Linked DNA regions of Homo sapiens: region 1 is linked to region 2. A link is an interaction called in ENCODE POLR2A ChIA-PET data of the cell type or tissue named here. Cell type or tissue: MCF 10A. All regions are shown on one strand. Links, peaks and the distances in the headings refer to the core of each region. The heading gives the core; the rest is flanking DNA. Region 1 overlaps IL22RA1 (interleukin 22 receptor subunit alpha 1). Region 2 has its middle 25 kb from the start of GRHL3.

Region 1 (6,544 bases), core at 2,545-6,544, 170 kb before region 2:
TGGTGAGGACCTGCTCTCTGCATCATAGATGGTGCCTCTTGTGGAGTCCTCATGTGGTGGAAGGGGCTAGGGCACTCTCTTCAACCTCTTTTATAAGGGCATTAATCCCATTCCATTTTTATTTTTTTCCCCGAGACAGGATCTTGCTCTGTTGCCCAGACTGGAGTGCAGTGGTGCAGTCATGGCTCACTGCAGCCTCAACCTCTTGGGCTTAAGTGATCCTCCTACCTCAGCCTCCTGAGTAGCTGGGACTATAGGCACGCACCACCACACCAGGCTAATTTTTGCGTTTTTTGTAGAGACAGGGTCTCACTGTGATGCCCGGGCTGGTCTCAAACTCCTGGCCTCAAGGGATCTTCCCACCTTGGCCTCCCAAAGTGCTGGGATTACTGGCTTGAATCACCACCATGCTGGCCTCTTGATCCCATTATTGAGGGCATAGCCTTCATGGCCTTCCAAAGGGCTCACCTCTTGCTACTATTACATGAAGTTTCAACATATGAATTTTGGGGGGACTCCAACATTCAGACTATAGCAATTGCCTATCTTGCAGAATGGCTGGGAGACTCAGATAAGGTTAAATGTGTAAAATACCTACTATAGTACCTGGCTTATCTTTCTTCTTTCTCCCCTTGCCTTCTTTTCTCTTTTATTCCCTTCCCTGGACTTATGACCATTAAGAACAAACTGACTGCTCTGAACCTCCATGCTGTTTCTCCGACAGCAACCAAGCCTGTGGCTTTCTCCCCCTGTGTGGCGACACTGTACCTGCTTCAGTCTCCCGTCCCTCCCTGTCGCTCTCGGAGTCCAGTTAATTGCAACTGCTGTTCTTCTCATACGGACTGGCCAAAGCATATCTTCCTTACTCCCCCTTCCTCCTTAGAGTGGGAAGGAAAAATGGGCTCAAGTAGCCAAAGGAGCTGAGCAGCAGCTCTGGGGTCTCAGAGTTGTCTCATCAGCGTCAGCACCAGCAGGGGAGGTGGGGGCTGCCTCCATCTCTCTGGCAATACCTGCCTCAGCTTATTGTTTCTGTCCCATGGTCTGGAATGCAGGTGGGGACAGCGACAGGGGACAAGCATTGGTGACATCAGGCCATAGTCTCCCTGTCCAGGTTGACACTCAGACTTGGGAGGGACAGAGGCTCTGGCTGTCTGGAAATCTGGAGGAGCTCCAGTCCTGCTGGTCCAATTCTCTGGGTGGAAACTCAGGCAAGCCCTGTATGTTCCTAGAGTCGGGAGCTTGGGAGGTCAGAGGTTTGCAGGCATCACAGCCATGCAGTACCCCCACCCTCAACTCTGTTGCAACAGCGGGTGTAATGGGGGTCCCTCTAGGGCGCTGATTTGAGGCTATGGAGAGAGAAAGTGATGGTGTAACGGCACTGTTCCCTCAACTTGCTTCAGAGGAATCACCAAAGAAGTTTATGAAAAATGCAGATACCCCCCAGCACTTTGGGAGGCCAAGGTGGAGGATCACTTGGGTCCAGGAGTTTGAGGCTAGCCTGGTCAACAGGGTGAAACCTGTTGACAAAAATACAAAAAATACAAAAGTTAGCAGGCATGGCGGTGGGTGTTTGTAGTCCCAGCTACTTGGGAGGCTGAGGTGAGAGGATCACCTGAGCCAGGGAGGTGGAGGCTGCAGTGAGCTGTGATCATGCTACTGCAATCCAGCCTGGGTAACAAAGTGAGGCTCTGTCTCAAAAACAAACAACCAGATTCCTAGAAACTGTGAGTTTAGCAGGTCTGGGGTGGGCTTGGGGAAGCTGTATTTTTAGTAAGCTTCCCAGAGTATTTTCATGAACTAGGGCAAGTAATCTCTCTGAGACACATTTTCCTCCTTTGCGAAATATCAATAATACAACCTATCATGGAGAGAAGGGTACCAGGAGGATGAATGATCAAGTACATAACGGCCAAGCAACACGGTTGACTTCTTCTCTTTCATATGACTTTGACTACTGCTACTATTATATTACTAGTCATTTATTCCTGGGCTTGACTGTGCCATACCTTGTAGGCAAGTGAAAACTTGGAGAATCACCTCTCTTGCTGGGCAGGGTGGGGCTGTGGAGATTCCTGGAAATGGGATCGGACCCAGGACTCTCAGGAACGATGAGGTCCCCAGCCAGCTCCAGGGTATGCGGACGCTCTGCCTTCTGGCTGGTTCCAGCTCTATCTGCAGGCCTGGGCTGCCTGGGAGGCATGGGACCTCAGGGGTCATGCAGTCTGGTCCCCGCCCCTCAGTGCAGACAGGTCCAACCTGAGGAGGGGTGAGTCACAGACTCGAAGCCATCCATCCCTCTCTTCAGACACTCAGACTCCACCCTCCCAGAATCATTTCTGAAATGTTTGTCACCCGGAGGAGGGCAAAGAGCTTCGTGTTACTGTGAGTTGGAAGAGATATTTATGGCTTTTAATAAAACTTCTTTTTTGAGATGGAGTCTCGCTCTGTTGCCCAGGCTGGAGTGCAATGGCTGGATTTTGGCTCACTGCAAACCCCGCCACCCGGGTTCAAGTGATCCTCCTGCCTCAGCCTCCCAAGCAGCTGGGATTACAGGCGCCTGCCACCATGCCCAGCTAATTTTGTACTTTTAGTAGAGAGGGGGTCTCATGTTGGCCAGACTGGTCTGGAACTCCCAACCTCAGGTGATCCACCCACCTTGGCCTCCAAAAGTGCTGGGATTACAGGCGTGAGCCACTGCGCCTGGTCTTAATAAAAAACTTCTGTAGCTCCTGGGTCTCACTTGGTGAGAATAGTCCACCTGTTAGGTTGTTTTTCACCAATAAACAAGGTGAAGACAGTTAACCTTTGGCCAAGTGTGACCCAAGCAACAGGAAGTAGACTTGTTTGCAGTGGGTGGGGAGAGGGGAGCCGTCATCCGGCTGACTTGGCTGCCGTGGAGGGGTGAATGGGCTGGGGGGGGCTGTCCAGGTAGACCCATCCCTCTGCACGGAGGTGTTGGGTCTAAACCAGTGACACCGAGGAGATGTTAAACATTAATTACCATCAGATAAGAACACCACCACCTGTCACTGTGTCCCAGGAAAGGGGAGGGGTGGGGAAGAGAAGAGGAGATGTACCTGGGAAGAGAAGGACACTGTCCACTCTGGGAAGGGTCCCTCTGAGGTGACTGGTGTTCCATCCTCTTTCTCAGAAATGTTCAGAAAAGGCTTTGGAGGGCAGGTGTGGTGGCTCACGCCTGTAATTCCAACTACTTGGGAGGCTGAGGCAAGACAATCACTTGAGCCCATGAGTTCAAGACCAGCCTGGGCAACATGGCGAAACCCCATCTCTACCAAAAATACCAAAAATTATCTGGGCATGGTGGCATGCACCTGTAGTCCCAGCTACTCGGGAGGCTGAAGTAGGAGGATCACTTGAGTCCAGGAGGTCAAGGCTGCAGTAAACTGTGTTCATGCCACTGCACTCCAGCCTAGGCCACAGGGTGAGACCCTTTCTCCAAAAGGAAAAACAAAACAAACAAACAAAAAGACTTTGGAGCAAGGTGACCAGGAGCACTTTTCTCTTGGGGACCCCATTAGGAGGCCTCCCCTCCTTAGCCTCCACTAGTCTCATCCTCCAAGAATCCAAGCAGGTGTGGAAAGCTTCCTCTCTCGATGAGGACAAAAAGCCCTAGGTTTGCACTCCAACTCTGTCACAGCCTCAATAGTGGGATCTCGGGTAGGTCCCCTCTCCCTCTGGACTTTGGCTTCCTCATGGTAGGGGTCGTCTGAGATGCAGTGATACGGAGGGTATGGCAGCAGTCTGAGAGCACAGAGTGTGCAACACTGCCTCTGTGGGGGATCAGGGAGGCTGGATGGACAGAGGCCGTCTGAGATTACCACTGCCACCCACAATGGCTTCTGCCTACGATCTCAGGGAGAAGGTTCCACATCATTTGTCTCTGAACTCTTGTCTCTAGAAGGCCCTGCAGTCCCTCCTCTTTCCCACCCCAGACCCCTCTGGCTTTGCCTGTCCTGAGGAAATCCAGGTCATTTAAGCCCATGAGAAAATGCCAGGTGTGTCTGAAGCCAATCCGAATTGGGGGAGGGGGTCACTCCTTGTGTAACGTAGTTTAAAAAAAAAATCACAACAGGAAATAGCTACCGTTTATTGGGCACTGCCCATGTACCAGGCACTATTAAGCACTTTAAAGACATGACTTCATTTCATCTTCACCACAACTCCATGAGGTAGGTGTTATGATCCCCACATTACAGATGAGGAAACCGAGGTTCTGGGCACTGATTTCATTTGTTTGAAGTCACACAGCTTGTGAGTGGTGAGGCTGGAATTTGAGCCCAGATGGGCTGAACCCAAGGCAGAGCTTGCAAAGTTGTGACATCAGTACAGTGTGTTATTGTACCCGTCCAGGGGCCACAGCCCTCACCTTCCTTTCAAACCCCATTCTCAGGATAGGGTCTGAAACTCCTGCCTGCAGAAAAGGCTTGTGTGTCTCCCTCCCTGGTGGACCTGCATTTCGCTTTGTTCTATCAGAGGAATGAAGCTGAAATCGTGCAACGTCAGGCAGTTGCCCTGGCTGGGAATGAGCTGCAGGCCACACCCCTCCCTAGAGTCCTGCCGTCCTGCTGGCCCTGGCCTTGGCAGAAGTGCAGGTTGTTCTGGTTCTGCCCAGCCTCCTTCTGGTTCTTTTCCAGGCCTGGTTCTTTTCCAGGCTCTCTTCCCACCTTTGAACAATGACAGAAGAGGCAGGGGCCTCATGCTCTGTCGAGCTAGATTGTGAAACTGGCCAGGAATGGGGCAAGGAGAGGCAAATTCCCTGAGCACTTTGAATCCATGGTGTTAGGAGGTGGGGCTCTGGACCTCGGGAGTTTCCCTGCATTTCCTCCTTGCACTGTCATTTCTGCCTTGCAGGGCTCAGCGAGCACGCGCTTGTCTACACAAGCTGCTCCCCAGAGCTCCCCCGCTGCAGTCCTTATCATGCTGCTTTGCTCCGGTGAGGAGCGCACCCATGGCAGGGGCCCTGCATGCCACTCCCTCTGCTTCTCTCAAGGGCACCCGTCTGAGGCCAGATCGCAGAGTGTGTGGCGTGGGCAGGCATGGGATTGACAGCCAAGGATGTGACACTGGGTAGGGACAGGGAGGAAGCACCAAGCCTTTCCCATTCCCCTCAGGACTCCCACTGCACAGTCAGGGCCAGGCCTCTGAAAAGAGAATCCAGTTCTGTGGGCTGCTCCAGGTCTGAGGTCTCAGGGGCTGGGCTCTTGGCTTCATCCTTGGGACACACAAGGGACTCCAGCAGGCCCCAGGGACTTGGACCTTGGTCCGAGGGGGAACATGGACGGGAAGGAGGTTGCAAAGGGAGGGACATGGGGTGGCCCTCGATCTGGACTGAGGAGAGGAGGGGGAGCTGGCCCTTTAGGTACTGTGGTGTCCCTTCCTCCCCACTGTGTAGCACATTTGGGTCAGATGTTCTGTCTGTGCAAATCCCCAGGGGCTGGTGCAATGATTTTGCTTCTTGGGATTCCTCCATAGCCAAGGAGGTCACCTCCTGCAGAGAAAGGCCACCTAACATGCAGCTTCCAGCTGGTGGCTCTTTCTGAAGCTGACCTTTAGGCCTAAGGTGTTTAGGACTAGAAAGTGTCCCAGTGGGGGAGTCTTTGCCAGAACCTTCCATGCATACCCCATAGGAGGGAGGCCAGCTGTCCGGAGTGGCTTGAGGGGCATAGGAGGAAGGCTGGACCTTAGAGATGGCCTGTGGGGCGTAGAATGGGAATTGAGCTTCGGGGGTCACCTGAGGTGCATAGGATGGGGGCCCGACCTCAGGGGCAGCGTTTGGGGCATAGGACAGTGGGGAGAGGATCTGGGGAGGTGGCACGTTGGAGGGCTGGAGGATGGAGATGTCTGGCTGCCCTAAGTAGGTGATCTCGGACAGGCTATGCCGCTGTGGAGCTCCTGCGGGCTCCCTGGGTCCAGACACCCTGATCTGGGAGTACTGGACAGGCTGGGCCAGACTGCTGGGGCCGCTGAGGTCAAAGACAGGGATCAGGACGTGCTCCTGGATGAAGCGCAGCGGCTGGAAAGTCAGGACTCGCTGGACGTTCTGTGCAGGGACGACAACAGTCACCCCCCTGTGGTTAGGGTAAGTCCCAAGCTCCCTACTGGTGATGTGGGTGGGTGAGGTCCTCCATAGGGAGGCATCTGGGGGCTTTTTCAAGATGCGTCTGTCCCATATCCCCATCTGCTTCCCAGAGACTCCTCTAGGTGCAAGTGCCTCTCTGAAGGGACAGGGTCTCTCAGCTCTTTGGTTCTAAAGCCTGGGTTATCTCAGGGAGAGAGATCTGGGCTCTGGTTTCTCCAGGAGGCGGATAATCCAGGGAGTAGATGACCAGGATTTGGGGTTGCCTTGGGGCATGATCTCGAGGTGGTGGCCCGCATTGTTGCTTGGCCCACGGGTCCCTGAGGGCCTAATACAGGGTCAGGGTGGGAAAAGAAGGAGCCAGGAGAGACCGGGAGAGCTTTACAGAAAATGCTTCATCTGGACTTGCACATTGAGCAAAACTCCCTCAGAGCTCCTCTGTCCCTC
Region 2 (7,164 bases), core at 1,942-5,941:
TTAAATAATAAGCGCTAGCATAATAGCCGTATTTACCATGTGACCAGCTGTGTTCTGTTCATTTTGAGTGTATTAACTAATTTAATTCTCACACCAATTCTAGGAGATGTGTTACTGTGCCCATTTTACAAATGAGCAGACCAAGGCTCCAAGAAGCCAAGTAACAAGCTCAAGGTCGTGTGGCTGCTTAGTGGAGCAGCTGGCTCCAGAGGCTGCCCTCTGGGCTGCGATTGCTTTGGTCCCTCTGAGGTGTTTCAGGAGGTGGACCCCCCCACAGGTGGTGATGACACAGGGCTGGTATTGTGCCCTGCTCATCCTGTTGCTCAGATCCTCAGGTGTGGACTCCTTTGCTTGCCTCTTGCCCATTTCTCCACAGTCTAGCTCTAACAGACATTTTCAGTTTGATCTCCTTCTACGTCCTTTCCCGTACCCGATGCTGCACCCAAGCCAGCTACTCCCTGTTCCCTGCTCACACCCTGTGCATTCCTGTGTCTAGGCTTTTCCTGCTGCTGTTCCTTCCTTGGCCTGGAATGTGTTCTCCCACCCCCGACTCTCACAATCATCCCCACCTCTCCAAGTCCAATTCAGGTGCCACTTTAGCTGTGAAGCCCTCGCTGGCCATCCCTGTTTAAAATGCATTACGCCTTGCCCTGCTCTGGGCTTCAGTAACTAACTCTTGATCATCTCCAGCCCCCCACATCCCACCCTAAGAAACTCTCATTGACCAGGAGCCGGGCTGAATTTCTTCACCCCTCCCCACCCCAGATGTTGAGATTTGGGAGAGCAAGGAGCTCTGTCTAGCTCATATCCTTGTCCCCGCTGCCCAGCATAGGACCCGGCATAAGTACACTAACCGTAAAAGCATGGTTAAAAGTGACCTACTCCACTTTCAGCCACTAGCTGATGACGATGTGCTGGTGTCCCACACCTTCCATTCCAGGATTCCTTCAGGTTCCCTCAATACACTTCCCACTACACCTCTGTGCCTTGGCCATGCTGTTCCTTCCACCTGGAATGCTCTCTCTACCTCGGCTGCTCAGAGAATCCAGAGTCTTTTCAAGTTCAGTTCAATGTCCCTTCCTCTAGAAAGCCTTCTCCCTCCTTTGCCCCAGAGCTAAATCACTTCTTCTTTTGCGTTGTCTCCGCACTTCACACCTGCCTGGGGGTTTGCTAAGCTGTACTGCAATGAGTTTTCCTGTCTGTCCCAGGTGGCTCTTTGAAGCTGGGACATGACAGACCACCTCTACGTCCCCAGGACCAAATACAGTGATTTTAAAGCATGTTTAGTTGTGGAACTCTCTCTTCAAAAGCAAAATCTATACGTATCTCAAAATAAAACAGATATAAGAAAGCAGTTCTTGGCAGAATGGGGAAGGGGACTGGGGGCAGCCCCACCTGTGTGAGCATCTCAGACCCACCAGGGACGCTGTCTCAGAGCTTCTAGGCCTCAAACACAGTGTGAAAACCCCTGACTCAGCACAACATCTGGAATAAGGTCGCTGCTCAACAAATTCTTTTTAAATGATTTGAAGGCCAAACACTTTCAGGACCCAAATAATGAATTTCTTAGAGTGGAATTTCAGACACCTTGCCTGGAAGAAGAGACACACTGGGGCTTTGGCTCAGGAGTCAGGGGTTCAAGCCTCAGCCCGGTTGCTCCCTGGCAGGACAGGGACCTCACCTCTCTGGACTTAATTTTTTTCATACATAAAATGAGAAGAAAAGTAACACTTACAGGTGTAAGGGCTACTGGCTGTGGTTATTTCTAGGCACTGGGGCTCTCTGCCCCTCTCTTTTCCTTAAATCACATCATTCATGTCCTACTGAAAAAAGACCCACTGGCCGGGCGCGGTGGCTGATGCCTGTAATCCCAGCACTTTGGGAGGCTAAGGCGGGCAGATCATGAGATCAGGAGTTTGAGACTAGCCTGGCCAACATAATGAAACGCTGTCTCTACTGAAAATACAAAAAAATTAGTCCAGCATGGTGGTGCGCACCTGCAGTCCCAGCTACTCGGGAGGCTGAGGCAGGAGAATTGCTTGAACCCGGGAGGCGGAGATTGCAGCGAGCCAAGATTGCGCCACTGCACTCCAGCTTGGGCGACAGAGCGAGACTTCATCTCAAAAAAAAAAAAAAAAAAAAAGAAAAAAAAAGACGCACTGCAGTCAGAGTGTAGGCCAGTCTGGTATAACGATTTGAGCATGGGTCTTGGCGCCAGATCCTGGCTCTGGTCTCTGAGCCTCAGTTTGCTCATCTGCCAAATGGGGATAATAACAGTAGCTCGTGGGGTAGAGAAGGCTTGTAATGTAGAAGTTAAGTGTGTGCACAGGTCCAGTTGCCCTGCTTTGAGACCTGGCTCCCTCATTTTCTAGCCCTGTGACCTTGAGCAGATTACTTCACTCTATGTGCCTTGGTTTCTCCAGCTGTAAAAAGGGAGAAATAATAGTACTCCCCTCATAGGCGTGGATAGTCATAGACGTGAAATGCTTAAAACAGTGCCTGGCACATAGTAACTGCTACATATGTGTACCCAACTGATACCATCCCATGGGGCTGTTGTGAGGATTAAATTAGAATATAAATAAAACGTGTCCAGCCTAGGGCCTGGTATACGGTAAGAACTCAATTCAGAGGAGCTGTTATTTAATATGACTTTGGCTCAAATTCAGCATGTTACATATGTGCTCCTAGGGTGGGAGGAGGGAAAAAAACCTGGGCAGAAATTCTAGGCCTTGCAATCTCACTCTGCGATCTCCTGTGAAAGGGGCCGCAGCAGCTTCTGCATTTGGGTGGGTGCGCCACGGTGCAGTTCTGGGTGTGTCCTGCTGCCTGACTCAGACACAAGTGCCCTCTCCCACCTGTCCCCCACCCATCTCCCACAGCACCCTGTGCCTGCCCATCCATGTGGTGATTAGGCCTGACCCCGAAAGCAGCAAGATTCTATCACTGCCCCAGGGCCAGGGGTGGCAGGAGGGGTTATAATTATGGGTTTCATCGAAATTGTGGAAATGGCAAACGCTGCTTTCTGCGGCTCCTCTAAGGGCCCTGCTGGGGCCCTCCCCAAACCCTCCCACCTGGGTGCCCCCAGAAGCCGGCACTCCCAGTCCATGGCAACCTACAGTTACAGACAACTTATTACAAGTGTGCTAAGCGTTTTATGTGAAGAATCTCATTTAATCCTCACAAACGGTATTATTTCCCCCATCTTACAGGTGAGACTCAGGAAGGCAAAGTGACTCACCCTAAAGTATGCGGCCAAGACAGTCTCCAAGGACTTTCTGGCTCTTTGGCCCGTGATCTTAACCTCTACCTGAGTTTGTATCAAATATGGCACCAAAATGTGGTTGTAGTCCTACAGTTAGGGAACTGGGCCCCGAGTTTGGCCATGGCTCTCACCCTGTGCGATCTGGGCAGTCACGTCACCTCTCTGAGCCTAGGTTTCCTCTTGAGTTTAGCATGAGGGCCGGAGGAGGAAACGTGTGTGTCTATTAATGCCTGGGATGGATAAGGCTCCATAAGGGTCAGCTACCATATTCTTTTGCTGTTGTTGGTACTGTTAGGCTTTATTGGTGGAGTGATGAAATCACCGTCTACACAGACACAAACATCAGGGCATTGGGAAACCTCTTCGTACTGGATGTGCCACAGGCGAGATTTGATCATACATTCTCCAATTTCTTCCAGATCCTGAGTCATGAAAAGGTGGGCTGAGTCATGCCTGGGGCTTCCATTTTGCTTATACTGAGCCATTACGTTGTGAAATCTTTAGTAAGTAGCAGGAGCTTTAATGGAAAGCAAATTAAACTCATCCCCCAGTTTGCTGGGGGTGTGGAAGCCCGTCCGGGAAGCTCATAGTGATCATAGCATGGAGCCTGGAGCTCTTGGAAGGAAAGGGGTTTGAGAAGTCCTAGGTCTTCCTCCCCGCCTTTCCTTTTTCTTTTTAATAATGTGTTTTCTTCAGCCTGTGATAAATGACTGGGAGTGGAAGATGCCCAGTAGGGGGAGGGAAAGGGAGGGATGTTGTTTACTTATCTGGGAGCACATCGCCAAGACAAAGCTTGGAGTTCTAATACTCTCCAGTGCGTGACCCACTTCCCTCTGTGGCCCAGAGCAAGTATCGCCCTGATTTGCTGGTGACTCTGCAATAATCACCTCCCTCAAACTTCCACACCTCTCCCAGCAAGGCAGGAAGGAAACACCACGCCTGGCCTTGGGCAATCCCAGGGACCAGCCAGGATTCCATTAACCCCAGAAGTGAACCCTGGATTCCATTGGTCAGGCCCCACCCCCCAACTTCGTTGGGCTTCCTTGGGTAATTTATGAGCTTCTCCACTTTGGCTGTTATTATTCGCCTCTTGTTAATGAGCAGGCTTAGGGCATTCAGGATTTCCTTAGTCAGTGATTCCTCCTTCTGGAGTAGTCTGTCTTTGGACTTTTATAGGTCGTTAACAGCCTTGCAAAGTCTGACACTGTACCAGGCAACTGGGTTTCTTTACTGGAAAGGAAAAGGGGGAGGCTGAGGGACGGATGGAAGCTACTTCAGGTCAAGGGGGGCTCTTGCTCACCACAGGACATAAGCTCACCATTTTCTGTCCCAAGGGGACAAACACGACACACGCGGCTACAGGGGACTGAGGAGATTTTGTATCTGCATTCATTTTAAAATGGAGAGACCTGGAAATTGGCCTCCAAAGACAGCAAAGTAATGTTTCATTCACTGCTCTTGGGGGCTTCCTATTTTCTGAGGTAAATGTGTGCAGTTGCTTTCCTGGAAGGCACTTTTTCCTCAGCCTCAAGGCCTCTCCAGCTGAGGTGGCTGAGGGAAGGCCTGGAGTGAGGGGATAAAGTCACGGTTGACAACAACACCCTTCTTTTCATTCCTCAGCACTTGACACACTGGCACGCTTAATAAAACAGGTGGCAGGCATGGTGGGACCAAAGTGCTGATTCAGCCATGCCACTTGCCTTTCATCTTGGGCTTGGACTGTCGAACAGACATGCTTAACAAGAAGAGGTGGAGGAGTTTATCCCCTTAATAAGCCACCCTGAAGTCACTGTGCGGAATCATGTTCATCTCTCAGGATGCTGCGGGGGAATCATTTCTAGTTACAGAGTCTTAATAATTTGCCCAGTGGGCTTAAGAACTATTGATACATTCATTAATAACAACAAAATCTATTGATACATTTTTTGGAAAAAAGCAAGCTTAGGCTGGGCGCGGTGGCTCACGCCTGTAATCCCAGCACTTTGGAAGGCCGAGCCGGGTGAATCATGAGGTCAGGAGTTCGAGATCAGCCTGGCCAACATGGTAAAACCCCGTCTCTACTAGAAATAAAAAAAATTAGCTGGCGTGGTGGTGGGTTCCTGTAATCCCAGCTACTCGGGAGGCTGAGGCAGGAGAATCGCTTGAACCCACGAGGCAGAGGTTGCAGTGAGCTGAGATCGCGCCACTGCACTCCAGCCTGGGTGACAGTGCGAGACTCCATCTCAAAAAAAAGAAAAAAGCAAGCTTATAAAACATAATATCTTGTCTGTGATTCCATTTTTGTGAAAAAAAATCTACTATGGAAAGAATAGGTTGGAAGGTTTTAAAATATCAGCATTGAATGGTGGAGTAATGTTTTTAAATTTTTAGTTATTTATTGCCTTTGGTAATTCTGAAAATTTTCTCCCACAAACATATATTACATTTGAAATAAATAATAAAAGTAAACCCCTGGATATTTCTGGTAAATCCAACCCCAGCTTAGCTTAAAATTGTCTCCCAGATTCAGACAAAAATATCTCAAGGTCAGTGGCTAATTTCTGCTTTTATGCCTTCTTCAATTCAGCCCTACCGTCCAGAAAGCCCAGGGAGTTGAAGCTAAAGAGAAATCATTAGGCTGGGTGCCGTGGCTCACACCTGTAATCCCAGCACTTTAGGAGGCCAAGGTGGGTGGATCACCTGAGGTCAGGAGTTCGAGACCAGCGTGGCCAACATGGTGAAACTCCGTCTCTACTAAATATACAAAAATTAGCCGGGGCCTGGTGGTGGGCGCCTGTAATCCCAGCTACTCGGGAGGCTGAGGCAGGAGAGTCGTTTGAACCCCAGAGGCGGAGGTTGCAGTGAATGAGATCGCGCCACTGCACTCCAGCCTGAGTGACAGGGCGAGACTCTGTTTCAAAACAATAAAGAGAAATCATTGTTCACCATATTTGTATTTGACTGTGTGGCCCTTTTTTCCCTCTAGATCTAGCTTCTCCTGTAATGAGAGCTGTCACAGAAGGGCACGGGGCCGGAGTGGCTGTCTTTCCACAGCCATAAAATGTTTGTTTTCCCCTTGCCTTGCTTTACCCTGAGAGGCTGGGTTTAGCAACACTGTACAGTTCTCAGAGCGGGGCTGTTTATCAAAATGTGCTGTTTAAACCCAGGTTAAGGCAACCAGGATTTTGAGTATGGAACCAGCCCTATGTCCCAGCCTGTCTGGTCTATGTCTGCTCCTCAGCAGGAGCCAGGAACAAGCAGGGCCCTGGGGGAAGCCTCTCTTTATGAGGCTTCTGCTACTGAATCTCTTCAGCTTCCTCAGCTGGAAGCCTGAAGCTAAGCCTAGACAGTCTTGGCATCACCTCACCTTGAGCAAGGGGAGGGGTTTATTTAAAAAAAAAAAAGCTCTAGAAGATCAGGAGGATGACAACAGGTCATTTGGGAGTAAAACACTTTTTAGTGATGAAGCCTGAAAAAGGATTTTGAAACCCCAGACAGTAGTTGCTTATGTGATGGGAGAAATAGCCCTCAGGCCACCAGGGTCATTGCTCCTGGGGATGTTTTCTGAGCCTCCCTTCCGCTCCTGGTTGCAAAACACAGTGGTCTGTGCAAGGGCCCTCCAAGCCGCCGCCTGTGCACCTGGTCCTGCAGCCCTGCTGCTGCTTCGGAGGAGGTTATGTCCACCCTAAGGGAAGGCTTGGGTGAGGAGGAGGGCTAGTCAAGTGGGGCATCTTCCTCTCCTTTGGAAAAGGATGACAGAGGGGACATGCCCTTAGCTCACTGTTAACAGACCTCGGGAGAGGCTTCTCAGTTCTCCTGGTGAAAGCTGTCAGGCTTGGCACATGGAGAAGGAAAGCAGGAGGAGGAGGAGGAGGGGAGAGCAGCTGGAGGAGGAGAAGGAGGAGGAATAGGAGAAGGAG

What was found. ChIA-PET counts read pairs that join two places held together with the same protein. Peaks named below come from ENCODE experiments on the same cell type or tissue, not always from the same donor. Only the 100,000 strongest peaks of a DNase experiment are listed, where the experiment ranks them.
Region 1: POLR2A ChIA-PET joins it to region 2 with 5 read pairs; 2 of 35 experiments call an interaction of 5 or more read pairs at or near these places.

The regions. Positions count from the first base shown.
Region 1 is chr1:24,115,677-24,122,220 of GRCh38, forward strand. It overlaps IL22RA1 (interleukin 22 receptor subunit alpha 1), which reads right to left. Exons shown (of 7, transcript NM_021258.4): 7 at 4,095-6,061. The coding sequence ends at 5,129. Among named protein-coding and RNA genes, the nearest start is that of MYOM3, 6.8 kb to the left of the region's middle. RefSeq lists a silencer at 4,763-5,057. In MCF 10A, for the core only: no CTCF peak of the experiment used is centred there; DNase peaks (open chromatin) are centred at 4,305 and 4,705.
Region 2 is chr1:24,290,834-24,297,997 of GRCh38, forward strand. No RefSeq gene overlaps it. Among named protein-coding and RNA genes, the nearest start is that of GRHL3, 25 kb to the right of the region's middle. RefSeq lists a silencer at 7,071-7,164. In MCF 10A, for the core only: a CTCF peak has its summit at 4,078; DNase peaks (open chromatin) are centred at 3,668 and 4,208.